Regions from separate parts of the Homo sapiens genome. Here regions 2 and 3 are each linked to region 1. A link is a loop called in an ENCODE intact Hi-C map of the cell type or tissue named here. Cell type or tissue: B cell. All regions are shown on one strand. Each heading gives the region's core, and the rest is flanking DNA. Links, peaks and the distances in the headings are about the cores only. Region 1 holds the start of SEC24A (SEC24 homolog A, COPII component). Region 2 holds the start of CDKL3 (cyclin dependent kinase like 3). Region 3 overlaps JADE2 (jade family PHD finger 2).

The links. A loop is a pair of places that touch in the nucleus more often than their neighbours do. Peaks named below come from ENCODE experiments on the same cell type or tissue, not always from the same donor. Only the 100,000 strongest peaks of a DNase experiment are listed, where the experiment ranks them.
Region 2: it touches region 1 in a loop (24-fold over the local background); 17 of 110 quality-filtered maps call a loop at or near these places.
Region 3: a loop joins it to region 1, with 6 times the contacts of the local background. A loop is called at or near these places in 2 of 110 quality-filtered maps.

What each region holds. Positions count from the first base shown.
Region 1 is chr5:134,646,250-134,651,953 of GRCh38, reverse strand. SEC24A (SEC24 homolog A, COPII component) reads right to left here and starts at 3,169. Exons shown (of 23, transcript NM_021982.3): 1 at 2,781-3,169. The coding sequence starts at 2,877. RefSeq lists enhancers at 2,984-3,521, 3,269-3,558, 3,569-3,628. In B cell, for the core only: no CTCF peak of the experiment used is centred there; a DNase peak (open chromatin) is centred at 3,303; H3K4me3 peaks cover 2,656 bases; H3K27ac peaks cover 3,576 bases.
Region 2 is chr5:134,363,889-134,369,592 of GRCh38, reverse strand. It overlaps CDKL3 (cyclin dependent kinase like 3), which reads left to right and starts at 2,422. Exons shown (of 13, transcript NM_001113575.2): 1 at 2,422-2,616; 2 at 3,049-3,234. The coding sequence starts at 3,070. In B cell, for the core only: no CTCF peak of the experiment used is centred there; a DNase peak (open chromatin) is centred at 2,382; H3K4me3 peaks cover 1,553 bases; H3K27ac peaks cover 1,027 bases.
Region 3 is chr5:134,541,068-134,546,771 of GRCh38, reverse strand. The region is part of intron 3 of JADE2 (jade family PHD finger 2); the gene reads right to left. Among named protein-coding and RNA genes, the nearest start is that of JADE2, 18 kb to the right of the region's middle. RefSeq lists enhancers at 1,612-1,951, 2,212-2,311, 2,372-2,641, 2,742-2,971, 3,072-3,171 and 2 more. In B cell, for the core only: no CTCF peak of the experiment used is centred there; DNase peaks (open chromatin) are centred at 1,521 and 2,501; H3K4me3 peaks cover 2,060 bases; H3K27ac peaks cover 4,913 bases.

The sequences.
Region 1 (5,704 bases), core at 393-5,392:
TCAAAAAAAAAAAAAAAAAGAGTTTTCAACAGAATATGCAAGCATCAACTACTGCTTTGGAATAGTTAAGCAAAACTAGATCCCAGCATTGAAACGTTTTCTCACCTTCTTGAAAAATATCCTGTTCTCCAACTTGATACCATATCCCTACTCTCTGTATTATTAGCAGGATGAACAATAAAACAACCCAGGCTAGGCTTGGTAGCTCATGCCTCTAATCCCAGCACTTTGGAAGGCTGAGTCAGGAGGATCACTTGAGGTCAGGAATTTCAGACCAGCCTAGGCAACATAGAGAGACTCATCTCTACAAAATATATATAAAACATTATATATATAATATACATATATCTTTACATTAGGCCGGGCGTGGTGGCTCATGCCTGTAATCCCAGCACTTTGGGATGCCAGGGTGGGCGGATCATTATGAGGTTTGGAGTTCAAGACCAGCCTGGCCAACATGGTGAAACCCCATCTCTACTAAAAATACAAAAATTAGCCGGTTGTGGTGGCACAGGCCTGTAATCCCAGCTACTCGGGAGGCTGAGGCACGAGAATCACTTGAACCTGAGACATGGAGGTTGCAGTGAGCCGAGATCGAGCCATTGTACTCCAGCCTGGGCAACAGAGTGAAACTCTGACTCAAAAAATAATAATAAAATATATACATTATATATATATATTATATACTTATATAAAAAATGGGGCCTGGTGGTATGCACCTGTAGTTCTAGCTACTGGGGAGGCTGAGGTGTGAGGATTGCTTGAGCCCAGGAGTGACAGTGAGTTGTGATCCTGCCACTGCACTCCAGCTTGAGGGACAGTTTAAGTAAGATCCTGTCTCAAAAAAAAAAAAAAGGCAAAATACAAAAAACCTGTAGAGGCCAGGCACAGTGGCTCATGCCTGTAATCCCAGCACTTTGGGAGACCAAGGTGGGTGGATCACTAGAGGTCAGGAGTTTGACATCAGCCTGACCAGCATGGTGAAACCCCGTCTCTACTAAAAATATAAAAATTAGCTGGGTGTGGTGACACGTGCCTGTAATCCCAGCTACTTCAGAGGCTGAGGCAGGAGAATTGCTTGAACCTGGGAGGAGGAGGTTGCAGTGAGCCGAGATAGCGCCATTGCACTCCAGCCTGGGAGACAAAAGCAAAACTCCGTCTCAAAAAACAAACAAACAAACAAACAAACAAAAAACCCTGTAGAAATGGAACTTATAAAAAGACTATGAAAATTATATTTTAAAAAAGAGGTCTGGGTACCGTGGATCAGGCCTGTAATTACAGCACTTTGGAAGGTTAAGGAGGCAGGAGAATCGCTTGAACCCAGGAATCAGAGGTTGCAGTGAGCCAAGATCACCACCACTGCACTCCAGCCTGGGCAACAGAACAAGACTCCATCTCAAAAAAAAAAAAAAAGATGTGGAACAAATGTCTGTTGGACTGTATCAAATCAACATAGTGACAGTATCTCTAATACAGCATACCACAGTGGTCAAATCCCTTTAACATTTCAATATTATGACAACTACACTCATATATAAATGTTGAAGCACATTTGAGGATTTGTCATTTAAAGTTAATGTAAAACTGCAATTTATAGATTATAAGAAAAATCCATAGCCATGTAACATTTTTTCTCATCCTCAGTGTAAATGTTACTAAATATTCTAGAATAAAATGTAGTGTACATAATCTGTTACCATAATTTTGAGAAAGAATGGTTAACTCAGTACCCTTTCAGTGGCTTTCCTCCACTTATTCTTTCTTCTGCCCACATAGTTGCCTACTCACAGACATTTTTAAAAGTCTTTTAGAGCCATCTTTGTAAAGAAAACAGCGGTCTTCTCTAAAAACAATGTAAATTAGAGATTTTAGTCACTGTCTGTATTCTCCAACTTCACAGAACTCTTAGACTCTAATGGGCAACTTAAGTTCTTTAGCATTATTCTACTAGTCTTATTTCTGTAAACCAAAGATTTGTAAGTAAATTGGTAAGTAGGCAATCTGTCGGCAGAAAGTCTTTGTCTATTGTAACAACTGAAATAATCTTAGCAAATCACAATGTAGGACGATTTAAGGAATCCTAGAAGAGGTATAAAATTATAAGACATTCTCACATCAAATGACAAACTATAATGTACATGTAGACTCTTGTCAGAGATTCAGAGAGTTGTGTCCACCCACTTTCCAAATGCTGTCCAGACATCTAGAAGTCAACCAGGAGATCCTCCCTTCTATTTGGTTTTTCCACAGCTGAAACATTGAACAGCTGTTGTAGGTACAATTCTGGGAAGGTTCTGGGAGAGATGAGTAGGCCCTAAAGGGGTGTCCCAAAAGCATGCATTCATCTCCAGAAACTCAGACTGAGTACGACCCCCACCCCACTTCAGGGCCTGCGGAACCCAGAAGAATCAGACCCCACATCCTGCTCTCTAGGAGACTGGGGTGAGGTGGCAAGGAAGGCGAAGGCACACAAACACTATGATCCTTATATTCGAGTTTTGAGGCATTTTCTCACCCGTGTTTCACCCAGGGCGTTGCATACAGCAGGTGCTCATTTACTGTTTTGGTGACCGACTAAATAAATGTGAAAGACTGAGACGAGCCTGGGGCTACAGGTGCACAACTGCCGTGGTCCCCTGGCCCAGCCGCCCACCACCATCCGCGCCAGAACCCGGTAAGGAGGTCACTCTCTCTATCTATGTCGCCTCAAGCAGCAGTGGCACGCAAAGGTCAGTCAGCCCTGGCCAGGCTGCGCCCTCCCCCCGGACAGCACTCACCGTTGGTGTAGGGAGACCCCGAGGCCAAGGCGGCTCCGTTCTGGGCCTGGAGGCTGGCTGGGGCGCCGCCGGAGGCCGGTATTCCCGGCTGGGACATGATGACTGGGTTGGAAGGGGCTGGTCGGGGTCGACAACAGCGCACAAGAAGAGAGCTGAAAGACCACTGCTGAAAGCGGAGGGAGGAGGCTAACGACTTAAGACTGAAGACTGGGAGAAGAGGGGGGGGCGCATTAAGCCCGAGGCATGGCGCCGCACTCTCCCCAGGCCACCGGCGGCCACAGCCTAGCCTGGGAGCTGAGGCTTGAGAGTCGGGCCGGCGGGGCCGCGAACGCCCGGCTAGAAGGCGGCAGCCAAACCTAGAGAGAAGGAGGGAGGCCCTGGCCGGAAGTGCCTGTCAGCCGCCGGCCGCGCAGCCGCAATCAGGACACGTGGCACTTCCGGCTCCGGGCTCGCAGCAGCCGCCGCCGCGCCGGCGAACTCTTCTCTGCCAGCCGGGCTGCCCCGAGGCCACCTGACAGCTCCTGGTGCCCCGACCCCGACGACCGTGCCCGGCCTCGCCGCCACGTCACCGACTCTCACGGCCGGCCGGAAGTGCCGTGTGTCACCGCTACGGAAATTCCCGCCGTTGTGAACGTGACCTCGCTCGCAGAGCCAGGATCGTGGGGCAATCTGAGATTCAGTAGCCGCTTTCGTGGGGTGGGACTGACAGTTCCTCTCCTCGGGTTTTGTGAAGATTACCTGAGACCATAGAAGTCATCGTCCTCTGTTGAGACCGTACCACCACTGGGAGCTGGGGCGGTTAATGTTCATCGCAGTATTTCATTCACATTTCGTCTTCGTGTTTCAGATGTAAATTATAAGGGGTTTTAAAAAGAGGTGGTTAAATATGTGTACATGTTAATAGTGTGATCAAGCCAAGAAGGAGGCCTTTGTCTTTGACTGGAGGACTCAGAGGAATTTTAATTTTGAAACTCGCTGATTCACAGCATAGTCACGCTCAAGTTCATTAGCACATTTAAATGGCAGTTTTGTTTCCTCTTCTAAGAGTTTACAGTAAGGTAAAGAACTCAAACTTCCTTTCAGAGCAAGTAGACTTTTTTTTTTTTTGCAAGTTGACTTTTTTGACTTTTGAAGCCAAAGGGAGGTCGAAACTGCGGTGATTGGACAACATAGTTAATTAATGATTGAGTAATCATCTTAGCTGCCTTCATTCTATTTAGGTTTTTCCTGCTCTGTGCTGACGATAAAGCCCTCCTTTACAGATTTGTACTGTGGATTAAAATGTCATGCCACGCGGTTTCGAAACCTCAGTGTGAAGTACATCTTACCTAATTCATTTAATACCAAATGCCTGCTATGAAGTGTTATATTACATACAAAAAAAAGCCAGATCTAAACCACTGTGTCGGGCTGGGCAAGGTGGCTCACTCCTGTAATCCAAGCACTTTGGGAGGCTGAGACAGAAGGATTACTTGAGGCCAGGAGTTTGAGACCAGTCTGGACAACAGGGAGAGTCCCCTTATCTCTATTTAAAAAATATATATATATATATATTTTTGAGACAGAGTCTTGGTCTGTTGCCCAGGCTGGAGTGCAGTGGTGCCATCTCCGCTCACTGCAACCTCCGCCTCCTGGGTTCAAGCAATTCTCCTGCCTCAGTCTCCCGAGTAGCTGGGATTACAGGCTCCTGCCACCATGCCTGGCTAATTTTTGTATTTTTAGTAGAGACAGGGTTTCACCATGTTGGCCAGGCTGGTCTTGAACACCTGACCTCAGTTGATCCACCCGCCTCAGCCTCCCAAAGTGCTGGGATTACAGGCGTAAGCCACCATGCCCAGCCAATGTTTTTAATTAAATAAATTTTTAAAAAGTGGCCAGTGTGGTGGCACATCCCTGTAGTCCCAGCTACTCAGGAGGCTGATGTGGGAGGATCACCTGAACCCAGGAGTTCGAGGCTACAGTGAGCTGTGATCTCACCACTGCACTCCAGCCTGCATGACAGAGTGAGATCTTGTCTCTAAGAAAAGAAAAAGAATAAACCACTGTGTCAGGCCTAAAAAAGGTCAGTAAAAATTCAAATAACTAAATACTAAATTTTATACTAACCCTGTTTTCATCATTTGCCTCAGAACTTTACTAAAAATGTATTTGCTCGGGCGTGGTAGCTTACAACTGTAATCCCAGCACTTTGGGAGGCCAAGGCGGGCGGATTACCTGAGGTCAGGAGTTCAAAACCAGCCTGGCCAACATGGTGAAACTCTGTCTCTACTGAAAATACAAAAATTAGCCAGGTGTGGTGGCACATGCCTGTAATCCCAGCTACTCAGGAGGATGAGGCAGGAGAATTGCTTGAACCCAGGAGACGGAGGTTGCTGTGAGCCAAGATTGTGCCACTGCACTCCAGCCTGGCTGACACAGCAAGACTGTCTCAAAAAATAAAAAATAAAAATAAATAAATATTTGCTGTAAGTAGCATTTAACAATTCAATTCCTTTGTACAAGATCCAAGTACAATAACTTTTTTTTTTTTTTTGAGACAGTCTGTTGTCCAGGCTGGAGTGCAGTGGTGCAGTCACAGCTCATTGCTGCCTCAACCTCCTGGGCTCAAGCAGTCCTCCAGCCTCAGCCTCCTGAGTAGCTGGAACTACAGGTGTGTGCCATTATGCCTGGCTAGGTTTTTATTTGTTTGTTTGTTTGTTTGTTTGTTTTTGTAAAGAGAAGGTCTTGCAAGAGATCCTCCTGCCTCATCCTTCCAAAATGAGATTACAGGTTTGAGCCACCACGCCCAGTTAAAATCTTAAGATGAAGATGATACTTTTGGTCAAATTGTTTACAGTTTGGAGCCACTATAACAAAATCCCAAGTTATAGATCCAAAAACACTTTAAAATTGCACAGACACAAGCCTCTCAATGTTTTGAAGAG
Region 2 (5,704 bases), core at 322-5,321, 280 kb after region 1:
AAAAAAACCCTTGTAATTTATCAGTCAAGGCAGTCACTGAAAGCAGAGACAGAATTCAGGGTTTGAAGAAAGGGAGGTACAAGGAAAGTGGGAAAAGTTAACCCTTTCTGGTTCCATGGAACTATGGGCAAGATTAGGGCAATGCTGAGGTCCTCCTCCTACCCCCTCTTTCCCTGTTGAGCTGACGAATGGATACAAAAGTGCTCAGAGTCCTCCTGACCCACCAACGAAGTCCTGAAGATGGGAACTGGAGGCAATAGAGGTAAGGAATTCAGAGACTACAGGGATTTATAATTGTTTTGGAAACAGTTTATTATTTTCCAAAATGATATAACACTTTTAACTGATTCAGTGAATGTGCATCATAAAGTCTTACAGCTGTGTATTAGCAAGAATCACTGGCTGTCCTTGTTAACCAGGCCTGCCATAACCTACTTGTAGAAGGAATAATTTTAAAGCTATTAACTGTATGCTGTTATCAGTTCTGTAGCTCTGGATTATGAGTTCATTGAGGGCAGGGACTCAGTTTGGTTCATCTTTGTCCTGGGCAAATTTTTTTATTTTTTGAGACAGAGTTTTGCTCTGTCACCCAGGTTGGAGTGCAGTGGTGTGAACAGGGCTCACTGCAGCCTTGACCTTCTGGGCTCCAGTAATTCTCCTTCAGACGCCCAAGTAGCTGGGACCACAGGTGTGCACCACCATGCCCGGCTAATTTTTTGTAGAGATGGAGTTTTGCCCTCTTGCCCAGGCTGGTCTGGAACTCCTGGGCTCAAGTGATCTGCCCACCTTGGCCTCCCTGGGATTACAGGTGTGAGCCACTGTGCGCAGCCTCCTTGCAAATATTTAGCCCACAACAAATAATATGCTTACACCAAGTTTGAGCCCACTATAAGATTTACTATGACATTCTTATTTATAGAAGGTATTTTATATTGTGGTTGAATAACTTTCTTTTTTTTTTTTTTTTTTTTTTTGAGATGGAGTCTCGCTCTGCCACCCAGGCTGGAATGTAGTGGTGCGATCTCCGCTCACTGCAAGCTCCGCCTCCCGGATTCACGCCATTCTCCTGCCTCCGCCTCCCGAGTAGCTGGGACTACAGGCGCCCGCCACCACGCCCAGCTAATTTTTTCTATTTTTTAGTAGAAATGGGGTTTCACCGTGTTAGCCAGGATGGTCTCGATCTCCTGACCTCGTGATCCGCCCGCCTGGGCCTCCCAAAGTGCTGGGATTACAGGCGTTAGCCACTGCGCCCGTCTGAATAACCTTCAAAGAAAAGACAATTCTGAATATTTTAGGTGATCAATGAAAACGATGACCACTTCTCCTTTCTCTCAATATAAACCCTAGCAGCATAGAAAAAACTTGAGAAGCTTCAAAAATACTAATTTATTTACGCTATCCCAATTAAATCAGGTGCTCTGGCATTGGGGCAGGGGTGTGGAGGTGGGGGTTGGGATGCTTTCTAAAAGCTCTCCAGGTGTGATTTAAATATGCATGCTGGGTGGGACCCACCAGACTAGATTTATTAAATAATGCCTTTCCTCTTATTTAGCGGAAGCATAGCGAGATTTCGCTTTTTTACATTTAACTCATTTTATAGAAGAAAGCAAAGAAAGCCCTATTCAATAAAGAAAGCACTCCCTAGGCACTTGGTCTAGTGATATGGTGGTTATTCATTAGGGACTGTCATTCCAGTTGAACTCTATGTCTACTTAAGCAGTTAGACACTGGCCTCTTTATTTCCGTGCTCTTGTACATCATTTCGTATATGGTGGAACTCTTCGAATTACTTGCTTTCCTAGAGTTTGACATGTGGTGAGGGAGGTTTTTTTTCTTTAAAAAAGATTACTAGCAGTTGGAAAAAATTAAAAGGCATATGGCAAGTGTTCAAGAAAAGTTTTTGATTTAAGAACCATCTTGACCGGGGGCGGTGGCTTACGCCTGTAATCCCAGCACTTTGGGAGGCCGAGGCAGGCGGATCACCTGATGTTGGGAGTTCGAGACCAGCCTGGCCAACATGGTAGAAACCCCGTCTCTACTAAAAATACAAAATTATCCGGGCGTGGTGGCACACGCCTGTAATCCCAGCTACTCGGGAGGCTGAGGCAGGAAAATCACTTAAACCTGGAAGGAGGAGGTTGCAGTGAGCCAAGATCAGCGACACTGCAGTCCAGCCTGGGCGACAGAGCTAGACTATCTCAAAAAAAAAAAAAAAAAAAAAAAAGATGCAGATCCTTCCTATCCACATTCAAAAGCAACCTTGTGAGGAGGCTCAGCTGCGACAGCAATCTGTACTCCCCTCCCCCATTCCCAAGCACAGCACTCTTCCACCTTGCGCCTACCCAGAGTAGGTTTCCGTTTCTTCCCACTTCCCCTTCCGGGTCGGGACCCTGCCCATGTTCCGGTCTTGCGCACGAGTCTAGAACGCAGCAACTCCGCCGGCGTTTCCATGGTGGCAAGTGGCCGGTTCCTTGCGGGGCTGAGCAACAAAGTAGTATCAGTGTTCGGTGGCTCCACTGGAACTACGCAGAGCCAGACCAGCGGGACCACAGAATGGGCTGAGGCGGCGGCGGCTGTTTGGATAAAGTCAACAGCGGGACGTGGGGCGTGACGCCGGTCCGGCATCCTAAGACGTGTGGTTTGAGTTGCGGGCGAGACCAGGCTTTTTTTAGGACCTTGGGCCTGATAAGTGGGCGACTGCAGTAGTGCGGGAACCTATTATTTGACAGGAACATGACAGGAAGTGTAGGGACCCCATGCTTGATGGATGGTGACTTATAGTGTGGTAGTCTCAGTGTTGATGGGCATGACCGAGACAGCAGGAGTACCCCTAAGTTCTGGTGAGAGGTGGAGCCTCAGAAGGACACCTTACTCAAGCTGTCTTTAGTTCCCAAAGACAAAAAGGCTCAGTGGAAAAGATTCCTTTTTTTTTTTTAATGTCTCTATATTTGAGACTGTGGGTTTATTGTGGATATGCATTATCTAGTTTTAATAAATAAAAGTATAAACGTTTAACATTTTCCATTTTCTTTCTTTATTTCTATAAAGTAGTAAAAGCCCAGCTTGAAAATGGAGATGTATGAAACCCTTGGAAAAGTGGGAGAGGGAAGTTACGGAACAGTCATGAAATGTAAACATAAGAATACTGGGCAGATAGTGGCCATTAAGATATTTTATGAGAGACCAGAACAATCTGTCAACAAAATTGCGATGAGAGAAATAAAGTTTCTAAAGGTTTGCTTCTTTTGCCTTAATCATCTAAGTCAAAAGAAAAAATTGTTATGGAATAAAAAATTGCATAAAATATTTTAGTTCACACGTACTGATTCATATTATGGAGAAACAAGTGTAATACTCTATCTTATCTACATTTTGTAATTTTATAGTGATACAAGATATATGTGTTTTGGGGTATGTAACAAAAGCTACACCAATATTGTTTAATAATTATTCAGAAATATTCAAGTATAATACTTAATAAAAATTTCTGCTATGTGCAAGGCATGGTGCTAGGTACTGAGACTATAAGGAGGTAAAAGATAGTTCCTGCCCTTAAAGACTTCTATAATTTAATCAGAAAGGAGAGTATATGAAAATCATACTGAATAAAAAGTGGCTCATAATAAATGCCAAGGAATCAACACAAAGTCCTTTCCCTGGTAGGGAAAGTTTTTTTGAGGAAATGGGACATGAATTTGGCTTTGAAGGATGTGGAGGGTTTAGATAAGAGGGAGAAACTGTTGTGTTCTAGGTTAGAGGAACAACATAAACTCAAAAGAGACTAAAGAAGGACAAAGGATAAAGGGCAAAGTGGAAAGGACAAAGAGCAAAGACATGTGCCTGTAGAGTTTTCTGAGCAGAATTGGAAAGAGGTATATTAGAACAGTAAATTGGAGGTAGATTTTAAAGTCTTTTAGGCTAAGGAGTCAAAACTTGATTTTGTAAGAGGTGGAAAGTCGTGAAGGTTTTGAATTCAGTGTAAAGAAATGTAAATTTTAATCTACCACTATTGTGCAGAATAGATTGGAGGACTAAGAGTAAAAATAGGTCTGTTAGGAGTTCAATTAAGGAATTTTGGAAAATGTCTGAGGACCCTTGCTAAAATGCAGCAATGTGAATGAAAAGTAAAGTTAGAACATGCTGTATTGTAAAAAACAAAAAAAAAAGACATGAGGCCGGGTGCGGTGGCTCACGCTTGTAATCCCAGCACTTTGAGAGGCCGAGGCGGGTGGATCACCTGAGGTCAGGGGTTCAAGACCGTCCTGGACAACATAGTGAAACCCCGTCTCTACTAAAAATTAAACAAAAAAAATTAAGGCCGGGTGCGGTGGCTCACGCTCCCAGCGCTTTGGGAGGCTGAGGCGGGTGGATCACGAGGTCAGGAGATCGAGACCATCCTGGCTAACGCGGTGAAACCCCGTCTTTACTAAAAAATACAAAAAATTAGCCGGGCGAGGTGGCGGGTGCTTGTGGTCCCAGCTACTGCGGAGGCTGAGGCAGGAGAATGGCGTGAACCCGGGAGGCGGAGCTTGCAGTGAGCCAAGACAGCGCCACTGCACTCCAGCCTGGGCGACAGAGCAAGACTCTGTCTCAAAAGAAAAGGAAAAAAAAAAAAAAAATTAGCCAGGCATAGTGTCGCGCCCCTGTAATCCCAGCTACTTAGGAGGCTGAGGCACGACAATCGCTCAAACCCAGAAGGTGGAGGTTGCAGTGAGCCGAGATCACGCCACTGCACTCTAGCCTGGGCGTCAGAGTGAGACTCCATCTCAAAAGAAAAAAAAAAAGGGCGCTGTGGCTCACGCCTGTAATCTCAGAACTTTGGGAGGCTGAGGCAGGCAGATCACCTGAGGTCAGGAGTTCGAGACCAGCCTGGCCAATGTAGTGAAACCCCCATCTCTACTAAAAATACAAAAATTAGCCGGGGATGGTAGTGCATGCCTGTAATCCCAGCTATTCGGGAGGCTGAGGCAGAAGAATTGCTTGAACCCAAGAGGAGGAGGTTGCAGTGAGCCGAGATCACACTATTGCAGTCCAGCCTGGGCAACAGAGCAACACCTTGTCTAAAAAAAAAAAGACATGAAAGAGTGTAGAAGACTATAGAAAGACTATAGAAGGAGTCAAAGGTCTCTGAGGTTCAGTGATTGATACAATTGATAGAAATACGAAAGACTCAAAAGAGACATGGTTTGGGAAGTACTTCAATTTTGGAAATGTTGAATTTGAGGTGACAGGAGTACATTTAAGTAAAGATTACCAGTAGGCTTTTAGAAATGAGGAACAATATCAGGAGAGATCAGGGAAGAAGACAGAATCCTATGTAGGTGTGACAGTTCAGCCCAGGAGAAACAACTGAGGAGTGTGGAGAAAGGAGCATTAACATTCCTTAGGGTTGGGGTAGAAAATTAATGATTTTAAAAATATTTAAATAAGTATGTATTCTATTTATTGGAATCTATTTACATCCTTTAAGGTTTATGATCTTGACGATATAGTATAGCTGTTTCATATGCAGCAGATGTTCTTGTTTGCTTTATCTGATACAAAAATAATATTTTCTTCTTTCTTTGTAAGTCTATATGAGATATGATGGATCAATTTGCCTTCTTTCTCTCTCTTTTTTTTTTTTTTTTTTTTTAAGAAATGGAGTCTCCCTGTTGCCCAGGCTGCAGCGCAGTGGCATGATCATAGCTCACTGCAGCCTCCA
Region 3 (5,704 bases), core at 210-5,209, 100 kb after region 1:
TTTTGAGACGGTGTCTCGTTCTGTCACCCAGGCTGGAGTGCAGTGGTGTGATCTCGGCTCACTGCAACCTCCGCCTCCCAGGTTCCAGCGATTCTCCTGCCTCAGCCTCCTGAGTAGCTGGGATTACAGGCACCGGCCACCGCGCCCAGCTAATTTTTATGTTTTTAGTAGAGACAGGATTTCACCATCTTGGCCAGGCTGGTATCGAACTCCTGACCTCAAGTGATCCACCCACCTCAGCCTCCCAAAGTGCTGGGATTACAGGTGTGAGCCACCACGCCCAGCCTATTTGTGCAATTATATTTTTAATGTCCATCTCTTCTAATAGTCAAGCTGCAAGAAGACAGGGACTGCATATGTCCTGTTTATCACTGTGCCTGCTTTTGGCACAGTGTTTGACACACAGCAGGTACTCAAGAAATGCTTGTGGAACAAAAATTAGCCAGTTATGGTGGCTTGCCTGTAGTCCCAACTACCTGGGGGGCTCAAGCGGGAGGACTGCCTGAGCCCAGGAGGTAGAGGCTGCAGTGAGCTGAGATCATGCCACTGCACTCCAGCCTGGGTGACAGAGGGAGACCCTGTCTCAAAACAAACAAACAAACAAACAAACAAACAAAAAAACAAAAAACGAAATGCTTGTGTAAAGAGTCAGTGAATGAATGAATGAATGAATCCCAGGATTTGTATGAAGTATGACTAAACTTTCCTGCCCTGTCTTAGCAGGGAGAGAAGAGGCAGGAGGCTGGCAGGATTCTTCCAGGTGAAACTGAGAAACTGGTCTTGGTCACTGTCCCAAAGCCAATTAAAATGGCTTTGGCCAGGACAATCTCTCCTGGACATCTGTCTACACCAAAAGTCCCAACGTAGAGCTGGAAGTGGTGCCTTCTTCCTCACCCCTCAAGGAAAGTTTGAAGGTCTGTACTTAAAGAGCCAACCTCATCACAATTGTTTTCTGAGCACCTCATCTCATTAGAAATGACAGCTAACAGAGAAAGGTAATTGCCCTGTTAAGGCATGTCAGGTATTATGTTAAAGTTTTACATATATCGTGGCTCCTAATTCATATTACCCCCATTTTACAGATGTGGAGACTGAGATTCAGAAAGGTGAAACCACTTGTGTGAGGTCCCCACTGTCCTTTAACCACAGCAATACTGCTTGCAAGACACAGAGGGCTCTTCTTTTAAAAAATCTTTTCTGGGCCGGAACCTGATAAAGAGTTTCCCAGCCAAGAGCAAACTTATGCAGTTAAAATTCAGTATAAAACACGAAAGAAGGGCTATGAGAATAGCTACCCCCTGCCCAGTTGTGTTGCAAGCTACCACTAGGCTAAGTTCGTAAGACACTTAAAAAAAAAAAAACCCCACTCAACGTCTCTTTCTTTTATTTTCATGAGGATAACAGCACTTCCTGCTCTTAAAGAGAATTTATTACACACATTTCTTTTGCAAGACAAGTCCCAGAGGCCAGGAGGCCCTTCCAGCTGGCGGAGCAGCAACGTTTCCAACTATAGAAGTGGATCCTGCCCCCCACCCCAGAGAAAGGCAGTGTGAGTCTCAGAAAGCAGGCACTTAGCCTAGCGGAAGGGCTCGCCCCAACCCGCCTGCCTCACAGGGTAGCAAAGGAACTGCTGGTGGGCTGGAAACTTGGCTCAAAACCACAAGGGCAAGCACAAAACCTTTTTTTGGATTCTCCTGTTTTATCTATCAAATTATGGGCATTTTGCATTTTACTGTACCATACGCCTTCATTGTTCTACTATAAAATGGCATTTCAAACATCTGGATAACACCTCTGCTCCTCAGAAGGCATCTTATTTATCCTGTGGTTTGGAGCCCCAACACAATCTGGCCACCCCTGTCTTTACCCTTCACCCAGGGTAGAAGGAGGATTCCATTTTTAAAAGCATGGGTTGAGCTAAGAAGCTGCATCTCCACTCGCTGTGTTTTTTGGGGGAGTGGGGGGTGGCACTCCATATAGAGGGACTTTCAAGGACACTGGGTCTGGGGGACACCCTCTTGCTGGCAGCAGAGGCTTCTCTCAGGCCCCTTCCCCAGGGACTAAGTGCTACACATTGGTGAAGGGCCTCAGTGGTACATGCAACTAGGGATGTACTAATTTGTCACCACAGCCTATAGAGGAGCTGACAGCTGAATCCCCACTCCCACCATCCAGGCTTCCAGCTCAGGGTGGCCTGCTTTACCCGACACTCCCCACCTCCTGCCCCACTCACCTCTGGGGTTCCCTTCACCCCCCAGGGCTCCATGAGTCTCGGGAAGGAGTCACATCTACAGATCATCAACTCCCTGGGAGGACCCAGGGCAGAACTCTATGATAAGGGCTCTGAGGCTCACTCGCCTGGGGTCACAGATGTCCTCGGGCAAAGCCTGGGTGTTTTGGCAAAGCCAGGCTGCACCTCCCATAACAGACACCTTCCTGTGTAGCACCTGCATCCTGCTGACAAAGGACAAGCTCCCCAGGGACAGGGCCTGTGCTTTCTGTCCCCAGCACTGAGCTAGGCCCACTAGGTACTCTTAAGCACTTGCTGATTTTGATCAGCATCAGCAGCTCCCGGTCCAGAGACCCAGGCCTCTGCCCACTGGCTGACTTCTGGGGACTCTGACTTCCTGAAAATGCAGCTTTCTACCTCAAGACAGCCTGCTTGGGGAAACCCCCACCGCTTGGCCTGCCCTTCCGCCTGTGTCTCTGCCCAGGCCAGAGGAGGACACTACCTCAAACAGTAGCCCTCCAAAACATGCGGCTGGCCTCCAGGTCTCTCCCAGAACTGTCCTTCACACCTCCGGCAAGTCCGGGGTGGGGCAAAAATTTGTTAATTCCCCAGCCCCTGTGGGAAGGACATGGAGTGGTGGACTGCCCCCACCCACACTCCCTGACGTTGCTTAGATCTTTGAACCAGGCTGGAGAGCCTCCCTCCCTCTCCTTCAACCTAGCCACAGCTTCCACTCCCCACCCCCTCAAAAATACTCAAAGAAGCTTCCAGGGAACAACCAAGCCAGGAACTCCTGTTTTAGGCAAAGGGAAGGGAAAAGTCTATGGCAGTTGTCTTTTTGCTTTTTTTGCTTTTTTTTGTTTTTGAGACAGAGTCTTGCTTTGTAGCTCAGGCTGGAGTGCAGTGGTGCAATCTCGGCTCACTGCAACCTCCGCCTCCTGGGCTCAAGTGATCCTCCTGCCTCAACCTCCTGAGTAGCTGGGATTACAGGTGTGCATCACCATGACCAGCTAATTTTTAAAATTTTTTTTAGTAGAGACAGGGTTTCACCATGTTGGCCAGGCTGGTCTTGAACTCCTGACCTAGAGTGATCTGCCTGCCTTGGCCTCCCAAAGTGCTGGGATTACAGGCATGAGCCACCGCACCGGGCCTATGGCAGTTGTTCTTAACCCTGGATCCCAATAGCAGGTCTTGTTAAAAAAGTACAGGTACTAGGGGGCACAGTGGCTCACGCCTGTAATCCCAGCACTTTGGGAGGCCGAGGTGGGCGGATCACGAGGGCAGGTCAAGACAAGCCTGACCAACATGGTGAAACCCTGTCTCTACTAAAAATACAAAAATCAGCCAGGCATGGTGGCGTGCACCTGTAATCCTAGCTACTTGGGAGGCTGAGGCAGGGGAATTGCCTAAACCCAGGAGATGGAGGTTGCAGTGAGCCGAGATCACACCACTCCACTCCAACCTGGGCGACAGGGTGAGACTCCGTCTCAAAAAAAAAAAAAGAGTACAGGTACTGGCCAGGTGCGGTGGCTCATGCCTGTAATCCCAGCACTTCCTGAGGCAGGCAGATCACTTGAGGTCAGGAGTTTGAGACCAGCCTGGCCAACATGGCTAAACCCCGTCTCTACTAAAAATACAAAAATTAGCCCGGCATGGTGGCAAGTGCCGGTAGTCCCAGCTATTCGGGAGGCTGAGGCAAGAGAATCTCTTCAACCCAGGAGGTGGAGGTTGCAATGAGCTGAGATCACACCACTGCACTCCAGCCTGGGGAACCAAGTGAGACTCCATCTCAAAAAAAAAGGCCAGGCATGGTGGCTCACGCTTGTAATCCCAGCACTCTGGGGGGCCGAGGCAGGCGGATCACCTGAGGTTGGGAGTTCGAGACCACCCTGACCAACGTGGAGAAACCCTGTCTCTACTAAAAATACAAAAATTAGCTGGACGTGGTGGCACATGCCTGTAATCCCAGCTACTCTAGAGGCTGAGGCAGGAGAATCACTTGAACCCAGGAGGCAGAGGTTGCAGTGAGCTGAGATCGTACCATTGCACTACAGCCTGGGCAACAAAAGCAAAACTCCATCTCAAAAAAAAAAAAAAAAAAAAAAAGGTATAGGTACCTAGGGTGCTACTCCAGACCATGTAAGTCAGAATACCTGGGGTGGGGTGGTATTAAAACAATAATCTCTGCTCTGTAAATTCCATTAGATTCTCAGAGATGTGTTCCACAAAGGGTTAAGCACTAACAATGGCTACACCATTTAGTGAGCCAGGCAAGGCCAGAAACTCATTGTGTAAATTATTATACTAGCTCCCTAGGCCAGGCTCAGGACTTCAGGGCCAAAAGATAGATAGCTCTGTTGGGATGCCATAGGCAGCAGAAGACAGCAGGCTGAGTTCTCAGGGGCAGCTCCACCTTTTCCTTCTACTGCCTTAAGGAGCTCCCAGGGCAGACTTCAGGCTTTGCGCACTTCCACCAAAAATCCTAGCCCAGCCTCCCAAGAATCCCAGGGCCCATGCCTTCAGCTCTCAGCTCGGAGGCCCGCACTCACTCCCCCTTCACTCTGGCTGAGGGAAGGGCCAGCCATTGGGCAAGGGCCAGATGGGAAGCTGGGCCTCCAGGCCTTAGCCCTGTCCAGGGTCCTGACTCCTGGTCAAGTGCTTTCTTCAGCCCTGAGGCACCTCACTTGCTGTAGAGTGCCCCTTGGCTTGCGCCCTTAGGGTGCACTGGGAAAGGGCAGCCCCTGAGAGGTCATCAAAGGGCATCCCTGCCTATCCCACCCAAACCCAACCCCAGCCCTTTCATAGCTGTTGGATTCACTGTGTCCCCCACCCCATCATTGCCCACATTTAGAGATGAGGAGACAAGTGAACCACGAGTTCCATGGCTCTGCAGCCACCAAGGAGGGGCTTTCCACAGCACACACATCACTCCGTAAGTGTTCCCACTGGGGACTCCTGCCACACTAAGCAAACCACATGACCAGCCTGACAGCCACCCCATAGGCTTCATACTCCAGGGGATTGAGTAGATGGGGCTCCCAGAACCCCTTTCACCAGGGTATCCAAGGCCCAGGCTCAGCAGACCATAAAGGCCCCGCCCAAGCCATTCACAGAAAGAGAAGAGAGCAGTCCGTGAGATTTAGTGCAAACATTCTCTGCCGCCAAATCCTCGCTTTCATCTCTGCCCTCTCATGAGCCAAATAACTTGGAAGCGTTCATTGATGGTTTCCTCTCTGCCCCAAGATAAGTTGGAATTTATGCCGGCCACGGCTCAACCTTGTCACTTAGAGGACTAGGAAAACCTCTCAGGCTGCTCTCCAGCCTACTGTGGGAGGAAAAGCTTGTGCTGGGCAACAGTTCAAGGGTTCTGGGCGGGGAGGACTTCATTGGCCCTTCTAGAGCCCAGGACTTGAGGTGGGGAGGTGTCTCCCAGGCAGACCTCAGAGCCTGCGGAGGCTCCTGGGCTTGGACCCA